2 separate regions of the Homo sapiens genome follow, and region 1 is linked to region 2. A link is an interaction called in ENCODE POLR2A ChIA-PET data of the cell type or tissue named here. Cell type or tissue: OCI-LY7. All regions are shown on one strand. Links, peaks and the distances in the headings refer to the core of each region. The heading gives the core; the rest is flanking DNA. Region 1 overlaps LOC124901147 (a long non-coding RNA gene). Region 2 holds the start of GMCL2 (germ cell-less 2, spermatogenesis associated).

Evidence for each region. Peaks named below come from ENCODE experiments on the same cell type or tissue, not always from the same donor. Only the 100,000 strongest peaks of a DNase experiment are listed, where the experiment ranks them.
Region 1: POLR2A ChIA-PET joins it to region 2 with 10 read pairs; 8 of 35 experiments call an interaction of 5 or more read pairs at or near these places.

Annotation. Positions count from the first base shown.
Region 1 is chr5:178,071,695-178,077,073 of GRCh38, reverse strand. It overlaps LOC124901147 (a long non-coding RNA gene), which reads left to right. Exons shown (of 2, transcript XR_007059076.1): 2 at 874-1,966. Among named protein-coding and RNA genes, the nearest start is that of N4BP3, 39 kb to the left of the region's middle. RefSeq lists an enhancer at 739-988 and a silencer at 2,178-2,367. In OCI-LY7, for the core only: CTCF peaks have their summits at 824, 2,083 and 2,285; DNase peaks (open chromatin) are centred at 753, 1,033, 2,283 and 3,893; H3K4me3 peaks cover 341 bases.
Region 2 is chr5:178,182,725-178,188,103 of GRCh38, reverse strand. GMCL2 (germ cell-less 2, spermatogenesis associated) reads left to right here and starts at 733. Exons shown (of 1, transcript NM_001358008.2): 1 at 733-3,599. The coding sequence starts at 805. The coding sequence ends at 2,385. In OCI-LY7, for the core only: no CTCF peak of the experiment used is centred there; no DNase peak of the experiment used is centred there.

The DNA.
Region 1 (5,379 bases), core at 212-5,211, 110 kb after region 2:
AGGTGGGAGAATTGCCTGAGCCTGGGAGGTCAAGGCTGCAATGAGCTGAAATCGCACCACTGCACTCCAGCCTGGGTGAAAGAGCGAGATCTTGTCTAATCTGGAACTCCCGGGCTCAAGTGATCCTCCCACCTCAGCCTCCCAATCTGAAACTCCTGGGCTCAAGTGATCCTCTGACCTCAGCCTCCCAACGTGGTGGGATTACAGTCATGAGCCACCACGCCCAGCCTCTTTATTTTGACAAGGGCTCACTCTGTTGCCCAGGCTGGAGTGCAGTGGCACAATCTTGACTCACTGCAGCCTTGACTTCCCGGGCTCAAGTGATCCTTGTGCCTCAGCCTTCAGAGTAGCTGGGACTAACCCAGGTGTGCACCACCATGCCTGGCTAATTTTTAAAAATTTTTGTAGAGACAGGGTCTTGCTTTTTTGTCCAGGCTGGTCTTGAACTCCTGGGCTCAAGTGAACCGCCCATCTCGGCCTCCCAAAGTGCTGGGATTACAGGCATGAGCCGCTGCACCCAGCATGGTGGTGTATTTCTGAAATAAATGATTGTGTGTGTTTTGCAGGCTACATATATTTTTGTGATTTTGAAGAACAGTGTTATTTGTCTGAGCTCGCTGGGATGGCTCATAGCAAAGCAAGCATTTTAACAAGTAGATACCTGGCAAATGACCCCCCAGCATGTGGGATTCAGCTGGGCTGGAAACAGCCCCCGCCTCTCAGCCCCAAGGCTGTTGTGGGTCGCTGAGTGGATAGCACCCCCTGCAGGACAACGCTTGCCAAGTGCCTGTCCCTGGAACATCGTCTAGCATGTTCATTACAATTTACAATTTTTCTAACACCAAAAATTGGATCCTCCTCTTCCCCCGTCAGGTTTTATGGGAGGCGATGTCGGCATTCGTAGGGCCTGTGCCTTTTCTGTGACTCAGTGATGGGCCAGTGGAAACGGCCGTTTCCACAGTTGGACAGAACGAGGTTTGTGTCCTGGTGTTGCTCACAGACGTCTCAACCAGACGGAGTCCGGACTCCACCACGTGGCAATAACGAGAAGGTAGCTCTCGGGGCGGTGGTGGGTTGAGATTAGATACATGAAGAGGCTGTCCCAATGTGAGCTGGGTTATAAACCCAAGAGAGGGGGCATGGGAGCCGAGGAGGGGACCGCATCAGAGGCCACCAGGCTGAGTAGGGCGGGCTTTTCACAGGGGCCTGGGTCACGGCTGTGATAAGCCCCCCGTTGTGGAATGCAGAAGGCCATGGTCTCTCAGTGAGTCGGGCAGGGCCATGGTGCGTGCCCAGGTCTACTTGACTCCAAGTCTTGTGTTCTTTCCCCTGTGGGACCTTCAGGGGTTTTGCAAATAGAGGTCCCACTCTCCAAGGGCTTCCTGTTGCACTGGGCAGAAGGGAGGGTAGAACCTGCCCAGCTGCGTCCTCTACTCTGAGCCTTTCTCTGCCATTTCTTCACCAGATGGCAGCTTCCTGCCTGGGAATGGAGAACTCGAGTGGCCACCCAGCATGACAGGCAGCCTCCCCACCCACTTAACCTCATGGGAGGTCCTGTGAACCCTCCACCTCCATCTCACGGGGCCTGAAGCCCACAGGGGGATCCTTAAGCAGTTGGAGTGGGTCCTGGGGCCAGCCCAGGGCTGGCACGGGGTTCGCATTTCACTTCTGGGCCATGGCAAGCTCTGGTTCAGAGCCTTAGCTCGGCAGCAGCCCCTCTGCACCAAGTCACTTGGCCCCTGCCACAGCATCACAGCCTGGAGCCCAACAGGATGAGCCCAGCTCATGCTTCTGAAGCACGGCTATTCTGACAGCCCTGGTCTTGGTGCTCATCACTTGCTTCTCACTGTGCTTTACAGGCAGAATGGGGACAAGAGCTTTAAGTTCTATCATTGTGATTCTTTTTTTTCTGCTGCAGTCCCTTATATGTAGCCTCCGACCAAATACAACTTTTGCCTTTGTGCTATTGCTGGAATGCAAAGCTTCTACTTCAGATGAGCGCTGAGAGCCAACAAGGTTGAAATGGAAAAGGATTTCCTCAATGTCTTTAGCTCCCGGGTCAGGTAGACAAGCTCGGAGGTCTTCAAACTGGGGGTACACAGGTTTCTGGGTGCACAAAGTCTTTCTAGGAGGGAAGAAAAATAGGTTTTGCTACTTTATTGACTAGTGAAAAGCAGCATGGTGGGGTGTGGCTCGCTTCTTCAGTGCTGCCTCTGCTCAAACCTCTATGGGTGCATACAGATGGGCAGGCTGTGGAGCTCCGACCCCACAGCACCGTCTAGGGGTGAATGTTCACAGCTCCTGAAGCCCCAGTGGGCGTGTGTACCATGTGCTCTTTCAGTTTAGCCGCCCATAGATGGTTTGTATTAGTCACAGCTCAATTAGACCCCTGCCTTATCACAAGAACAAAGGGCTTTCTGTGTCCTGTGGTCCTTGCTTTGGTGTAGCGGAAGAATTGGATCACACATGGTCTTGGTGAATGAGTGCAAGGTTTTATTGAGTAGAAGTAGCTCTCAGATGGGGGAGCCAGAAGGGAGATGGTTTTCTCCTGGAGTCGGGCCACTCGGTGGCCCGAGATCTCCTCCAACTGCCCCAGCCAAACGCTACGTCATTCTACCAGTCGATGGCCTGCCAGCATGCCTGTCGGTGTGTTCCTCTCCACATCCAGCCTCCTGTGTGTCTTCTGGCTACAGTCTTGGGGTTTTTTCCAGGCACAAGATAGGGGTGTGGCAGGCCAGGGTGGTCTTGGGAAATGCAACATTTGGGCAGGAAAACAAAAATGCCTGTCCTTACCTAGGTCCGTGGGCACAGGCTGGGGGTGGAGTCCTAGCCAGGGACCATGAACTCCTCTACCCAGCACTTCCTTTCCCCTCTTCTGTATCATTTAAAGGGACCACACTCTTCCCTTCCCAGCACTTCCCTTCCATATCACTAATATATGGAATTAAAAAAAAATTTTTTTTGAGGCGGGGTCTCACTCTGTCACAGAGGTTGGAGTGCAGTGGCATGATCTCGGCTCACTGCAACCTCTGCCTTCCAGGTTCAAGCGATTCTCATGCCTCAGCCTCCCAAGTAGCTGGAACTACAGGCATGCACCACCATGCCCAGCTAATTTAACACCTGGCTAATTTTTGTATTTTGAGTAGAGACGGGGTTTCGCCATGTTGGCCAGGCTGGGTTCGAACTCCTGACCTCAGGTGATCCGACCGCCTCAGCCTCCCAAAGTGTTGGGATTACGGGTGAAAGCCACTGCGCCTGGCCTAAAACATTTTTGTAAAAGATTTATCTATGATTCTTAGCTGATGTATCTTGAAAATTTGGGTAGTGCCAGAAAATATTGCAGTGATACTGGATGGTATGTTTACATTCCAGTGACAGGCAGAGCTTTAGGGAATCAGTTTCCAGGACTCAACTTCCATATGTCTTCTTGCCTAAAGTTGGCCAGGCTGGAACAGCATCTGAGGTGACAGTCTCTCTTCTCCATGATGCCTGCCCCAGATGTCACTGTGTGGGGTTGTCCCCCTTTGATGAAGTTCTGAAGGTAGGGGCATGGGAATGAGGTTAGGGAATTCAACGCAATTTTTTTTTTGAGACAGGGTCTCACTCTCTTGCCCAGGCTGAATACAGCACAATAGCAATCATGGCTCACTGCAGCCTCAGACTCCCGGGCTCAAGCAATCGTCCCACTTTAGCCTCTCTAGCAACTGGGACTCCAGGCATGCACCACCAGGCCCGGCTAATTTTTTAATTTTTATGTTTATTTTTGTAGAGACAGGACCTTGCTATGTTGCCCAGGCTGGTCTTGAACTCCTAGGCTCAAGCGATTCTCCTGCCTCGGCCTACCAAGTAGCTGGGACTACGGCCGTAAATCACCATGCCCGGCTAAGATGGCAATTTAAATTTAGTTCACTGCTTTGCATTTCACACCTCCTCTTTTGTCTAGAAATGCATCTTTCTGGAGGGAATCCCCTAAGAGCAAAGCCAAGAGAGCTACATAGAAAATACCAGCCCCTTTGGAAGCGCTTCTGTCCCTGTTCTCAGCGCTCATCTTAGGACGCGTCCTTAGCAGGACAAGCCTCAGAGCATCGGGAGCAGCAGAGGGTGGTGGTGCTGAGTCTTGCGTGGAGCCGGCCTGTTCTCTGGGAATACCAGCGTTTTCAGACATGTTGGCTGGAACTCACAGATGATATTTTTGTGAGATTTATTTCAGATGCTGTGTGTTAGTCAAGAACGGAGCCAAACTCTTTCGTCAAATCATATAATGGAATATATATATTTTCCTTTTATTTCATCTTTAAAATGTTTAATATTTTCTTTAAATGAAAAACAATTAAAATTTTTATATATTTATTTTTTGAGATAGGGTCACCTGGACTGGAGTGCAGTGGTGTAATCATAGCTTGTTGTAACCTCGAACTCCTGGGCTCAAAGTATCCCCTCACCTCAACCTCTTGAGTAGCTGGGACTATAGGCACTTGCCACCACACCTGAGTTTTATTTTTTATTTTTTTTGTAGAGAGGAGGTCTTGTTATGTTGCCCAGATTGGTGCTTAAACTCCTGGGCTCCAGTGATCCTCCTGCCTTGGCCTCCCAAAGTGCTGGGATTACACACATAAGCCACAGCCTTCTTTGCTTTGCTCCTAGGGGATTCCCTCAAGAGGAATGCATTTCTAGACAAAAGGGGAGGTGGGAAGTCACCCTGGATATAAAATATTTAATATTTTCTTTTCTATTTCTGTTATAAAAAGAGGCCAGGCATGGTGGCTCACACCTGTAATCCCAGCACTTTGAGAGGCCGAGTAGGGCGGATCATCTGAGGTCAGGAGTTCAAGACCAGTCTGGCCAACATGGCGAAACCCTATCTCTACTAAAAATACAAAAATTAGCCAGGCATGTTGATGGGCACCTGTAATCCCAGCTACTCGGGAGGCTGAGGCAGGAGAATTGCTTGAGCCTGGGAGATGGAGGTTGCAGTGAGCCAAGATCTCACCACTGCACACCAGCCTGGCCAACAAAGTGAGACTCTGTCTCAAAAAAAAAAAAAAAAAAAAAAATCTGGTGGTAGTAAGAAACTGTTTCAATACTTAGATTTCATTGGGTCCATTTAAAAGATGAATGAAATAGTTTTTATTTTAAATGTCAATCATTACAATAGTTGGGAAATTACATCTCTTGCAACAATTTAAATGTATAGTGAAAATTTCATATATCATCTTAAAAATATGCAAGAGAATACACATAGTTTTAAAAAGTTTTTAAATTCATTTTTTTTAAGATGGAGTCTCACTCTGTTGCCCAGGCTGGAGTGCAGTGGTGTGATCTAGGCTCACTGCAACCTCTGCCTCCCGGGTTCATGCAATTTTTGTGCCTCAGCCTACC
Region 2 (5,379 bases), core at 291-5,290:
CCACCCACCTTGGCCTCCCAAAGTGCTGGGATTATAGGCATGAGCCACCGAGCCTGGCCTATTTTATTTTATTATTTTATTTTATTTTTGTGCCTGGTCGCAAATTTACATTGGACTGGTTAGGCTCAAGCGTCTGGTACACACATTTTCCTTTGTCAGGTCTTGCAAATAAAACTTTGCTCCTAGGGAAGTGGTCCTTCTAAAACGGACCTTGGTTTTGGCTGCCAGATGAGAATTGCTTCCAGCAATGAAGAATGCTGTCCAAGGAGTTCAAGACCACCCGGAGAAACACAGTGAAACCTTGTCTCTAAAAGAAATTGTTTTAGGCCGGAGGCAGTGGCTCACGCCTGTAGTCCCAGCACTTTGGGAGGCCAAGGTAAGAGGATCACCTGAAGTCAGGAGTTTGAGACCAGCCTGGCCAACATGGGGAAACCCCGCCTCTACTAAAAATACAAAAATTACCCAGGTGTGGTGGCGGGCGCCTGTAATCCCAGCTACTCAGGAGGCTGAGGCAGGAGAATCACTTGAACCCGCGAGGCAGAGGTTGCAGTGAGCCGAGATCGCGCCACTGCACTCCAGCCTGGGCGACAGAGCAAGACTCCGTCTCAAAAAAAAAAAAAAAAAAAAATTGTGGGGGAGGGGTGCGGAGGTTGGAGGCGGCAGTGTCCGCTGCAACGGTTGGGGCTGCGCGTGAGAAGGTGGCGGTGTAGGCACCTGTGCTCGGGGAAGGCTGGCGGCGGCGGCCGGGCCATGGCCAGAGACCCCCTCCTCTGGGCTCCCTGAAGTCCTGGGGAGCCGTGACCCATGGGATCGTCGAGCAGCCGGGTGCTGGGCCAGCCGAGGCGAGCCCTTGCCCAGCAGGAACAGGGTGCCAGGGCCAGGGGCTCGGCCCGGAGGCCGGACACTGGAGACGATGCGGCGAGCTACGGCTTCTGTTACTGCCCGGGCAGTCACAAGCGCAAGCGGAGCAGCGGGGCCTGCCGCTACTGTGACCCGGACTCGCACAGGGAGGAGCATGAGGAGGAGGGGGACAAGCAGCAGCCGCTCCTCAACACCCCTGCAAGGAAAAAATTAAGGAGTACATCCAAATATATTTATCAAACATTATTTTTGAATGGTGAAAACAGTGACATTAAGATTTGTGCTCTAGGAGAAGAATGGCGATTACACAAAATATATTTATGTCAATCTGGCTACTTTTCTAGTATGTTCAGTGGTTCTTGGAAAGAATCCAGCATGAATATTATTGAACTGGAGATTCCTGACCAGAACATTGATGTAGACGCACTGCAGGTTGCGTTTGGTTCACTGTATCGAGATGATGTCTTGATAAAACCCAGTCGAGTTGTTGCCATTTTGGCAGCAGCTTGTATGCTGCAGCTGGATGGTTTAATACAGCAGTGTGGTGAGACAATGAAGGAAACAATTAATGTGAAAACTGTATGCGGTTATTACACATCAGTAGAGATCTATGGATTAGATTCTGTAAAGAAAAAGTGCCTTGAATGGCTTCTAAACAATTTGATGACTCACCAGAATGTTAAACTTTTTAAAGAACTCGGTATAAATGTCATGAAACAGCTCATTGGTTCCTCTAACTTATTTGTGATGCAAGTGGAGATGGATGTATACACCACTCTAAAAAAGTGGATGTTCCTTCAACTTGTGCCTTCTTGGAATGGATCTTTAAAACAGCTTTTGACAGAAACAGATGTCTGGTTTTCTAAACAGAGAAAAGATTTTGAAGGTATGGCCTTTCTTGAAACTGAACCAGGAAAACCATTTGTGTCAGTATTCAGACATTTAAGGTTACAATATATTATCAGTGACCTAGCTTCTGCAAGAATTATTGAACAAGATGGTATAGTACCTTCAGAATGGCTGTCTTCTGTGTATAAACAGCAGTGGTTTGCTATGCTGCGGGCAGAACAAGACCGTGAGGTAGGGCCTCAAGAAATCAATAAAGAAGACCTAGAGGGAAATAGCATGAGGTGTGGTAGAAAGCTTGCCAAAGATGGTGAATACTACTGGTGTTGGACGGGTTTTAACTTCGGCTTTGACCTACTTGTAATTTACACCAATGGATACATCATTTTCAAACGCAATACACTGAATCAGCCACGCAGCGGGTCTGTCAGTTTACGGCCTCGAAGGAGCATAGCATTTAGATTACGCTTGGCTTCTTTTGATAGTAGTGGAAAACTAGTATGTAGTAGAACAACTGGCTATCAAATACTTATACTTAAAAAGGATCAGGAACAAGTGGTGATGAACTTGGACAGCAGGTTTCTGACCTTCCCTTTATATATCTGCTGTAACTTCTTGTATATATCACCAGAAAAAGGAATTGAAAATAATCGTCACCCAGAAAATCCAGAAAACTGAAGATCTCATCAGTTGGAAACAGTAGCACTTTGAAAACTTTCAGGCCAGCTTTAATTTAATGGCCCTACTGATATTCACATCTAAGTTGACTAACAATGACAAAGGCCTTATGAACTGTACGGACAATACAGAAGACTATTCTTATCCTCATTGCATTTCTATGCATATACAAAAAAAATCATTTTAAAGCCAAGAAAATATCTGTCAAACCATTTCTGTCAGTACGATGTCAACTCATGCTTTTAATTCAGCATCAGCAGAAAATGACTGTAGGTAAATCTCACATTTATCTGCAACAAAATATAGATTTAATTTTTAGCTTAAACTTTGTTTCTACCTTATGTTAGTGGACCTCAGTTATCCATCTGTAAATTTATTTTTATTTGGCTAAAATAATCTAAAAGAATAATTTGGATGGCCAATTAGAAATGCTCTTTTGAGCTGGGGCATTTAAAGCTTTCCTTTAATATTTTTACCTGCTCATTATGATTCCTCCTTTTAGTCTAATATCTTTCCAGTTCATACTTGTTTTTAATCATTAAATACTTTCTTCCTGGTTTGGAGACTAAGCTGAGAAACTTTTTTTAAACTTAAGCATTGTCATATGCTATTTTTTAAAATTTGGCTTTCCTAGGATTTTAAGAACAATGAAAGTTAGCTTCACACCTTCAAATGATCTTGAATGCGTGAAAAATCAGTTTGATTCCAGGGATATTTCTTGTCTTACATGGTCTTTTCTTTGACAGTCTGTACACCTTTATTATTAGTTTTTGAGTTATTTATGTACCAGATATTATACTTTTAAATATTTTAATATTCTCTGATCTTTACAATTATTTATGTTCAAATTTTAGTTGGGAGTTTTGTTTCCTACTTAAGCTCAGGACTTGATACCCTCTGAGATGAGTGGCTTTGAGTGACATGCTAACAGCAATTTCATAGTAAATGTAAATAAGGTCAGAGGATCTAACATAGAAGCTGATGACGCATTAATGTAAAAATGGAACTTATTTTTGTCAAAAATAAGATGTACACTTGTCATGATTTATATATGTTGACCTTTTGTGTTTACTGCTGTTTTGAATAGAGCCATGTTCATTTTCTTTCCAGTTAGAGTAAGTACTTCTGTGGTTAATGTATATTTTTATTCTGGCTTTTAAAATGGGAATAATTTGTATGTATCTGTGCAAATAATAAATGCGCATTTGGAAAAAGATTAAGTAAGCTCTTATATGAAATGGACCAAAAAACCCCCCTTAATTGAAACCAACATTTTTTTTCTTTCTAGTTAGATTTTTTTCCAACTCCTTTTAACTTTTGGAATTTACTAATAATTTTTTTTCTTTCTTAATGATATGTCCATAGGTTCATAAATTGCTTTTTCTTTTAAAATTCATCTACTTGGTTTAACTTAAAGGAACCTTTTAAATGCCTCACCCTTGACCCCCAGAGCTGGAATTTAAATGTTTCTAATACAGTGATTTGGCTGTTATCAAGAGGTTACATTTCAGCTGGGCGTCAGCCGGGCATGGTGGCTCACACATGTAAGCACAGCACTTTGGGAGGCCGAGGCAGGCGGATCATTTGAGGAGTTTAAGATCAGCTATGAGCAACATGGTAAAACCCCATCTCTACTAAAAATACAAAATAAAAATAAGCCGGGCCTGGTGGCACACACCTGTAATCTCAGCTACTTGGGAGGCTGAGGCAGGAGAATCACTTGAACCCGGGAGGCAGAGGTTGCAGTGAGCGGAGATCGCACCACTGCACTCCAACCTAGATGACAGAGTGAGATTCCGTCTCAAAAAAAAAAAAAAAAAAAAAAAAGAGGTTACGTTACTTATTTTTGTATTTGACTATATTAGGCCTCTTTCACGGGAAGCTGTTGTTTTCTTTCCATCTCATTACCGTATAAGAGGTTCCTGACCCTTTATGTATTGAAAAATATAGAAATACCAAACTTAAATTATTTGGATAATTAAATTTTTGCAAATCTTGGAAGGAAAGATAATGTTTGAGTATATTAATGAATAAAGTTAACTGTTTCATTACACTTACATAAGTTAACTGGCCAAATTGGAATGATATGTGGTTTCATCCACTGGTTCTGTCCTGGCCACGTTGCTTATGTCACCCATAGACAGGATAATTCTTTCTTCAATCACGAGTAGGTTAATGTTCTTATTTGAGAAGTTGATCATTGTCAGCTAGTAATTCACACTGGTAGTAAACATGTGCTTTTGTTTTCTTACCAAACACTTTTATGTGTTTGCATAGTATATTCTTTTCAGCAGAAATATTTTCAATAGGCCGGGCGCGCTGGCTCACACCTATAATCCCAGCACTTTGGGAGGCCAAGGCAGGCGGATCACAAAGTCAGGAGATCAAGACCATCCTGGCTAACACGGTGAAACCCCATCTCTACTAAAAATACAAAAAAAATTAGCCGGGCGTGGTGGCGGGTGCCTGTAGTCCCAGCTACTCGGGAGGCTGAGGCAGGAGAATGGCGTGAACCCGGGAGGTGGAGCTTGCAGTGAGCCGAGATCGCACCACTGCACTCCAGCCTGGGCAACAGAGCAAGACTCCATCTCAAAAAAAAAGATAATAAAAAAATAAAAAAAGAAATATTTTCAATAAAGTGTTAATAGTGTAAGCTAAGATATTGTATAAACTATGGTTTATGAAAAAAAAATTTTTGTAAAATTACCTGGGCATGGTGGCACATACCTGTAGTCCCAGCTACTCAGGAGGAGAATCACTTGAGCCCAGGAGTTTGAAGCTGTAGGGATCTGTGATTGCACCACTGCACTCCAGCCTGGGTGACAGAGGGAGGCCCTGTCTTTAAAAAACAATTGTTTTTATAAGAATGCTAGTCAAGAAATGAGTTTCCAACAGGCACTCTTGGCCCCAATTAATGTTTCTCCATTTTGCCAAAAAAGTGAAAACTGGCCTCTCATGGGTGGGACCAGTGCACCCTGACCAGGTGCAACTGGC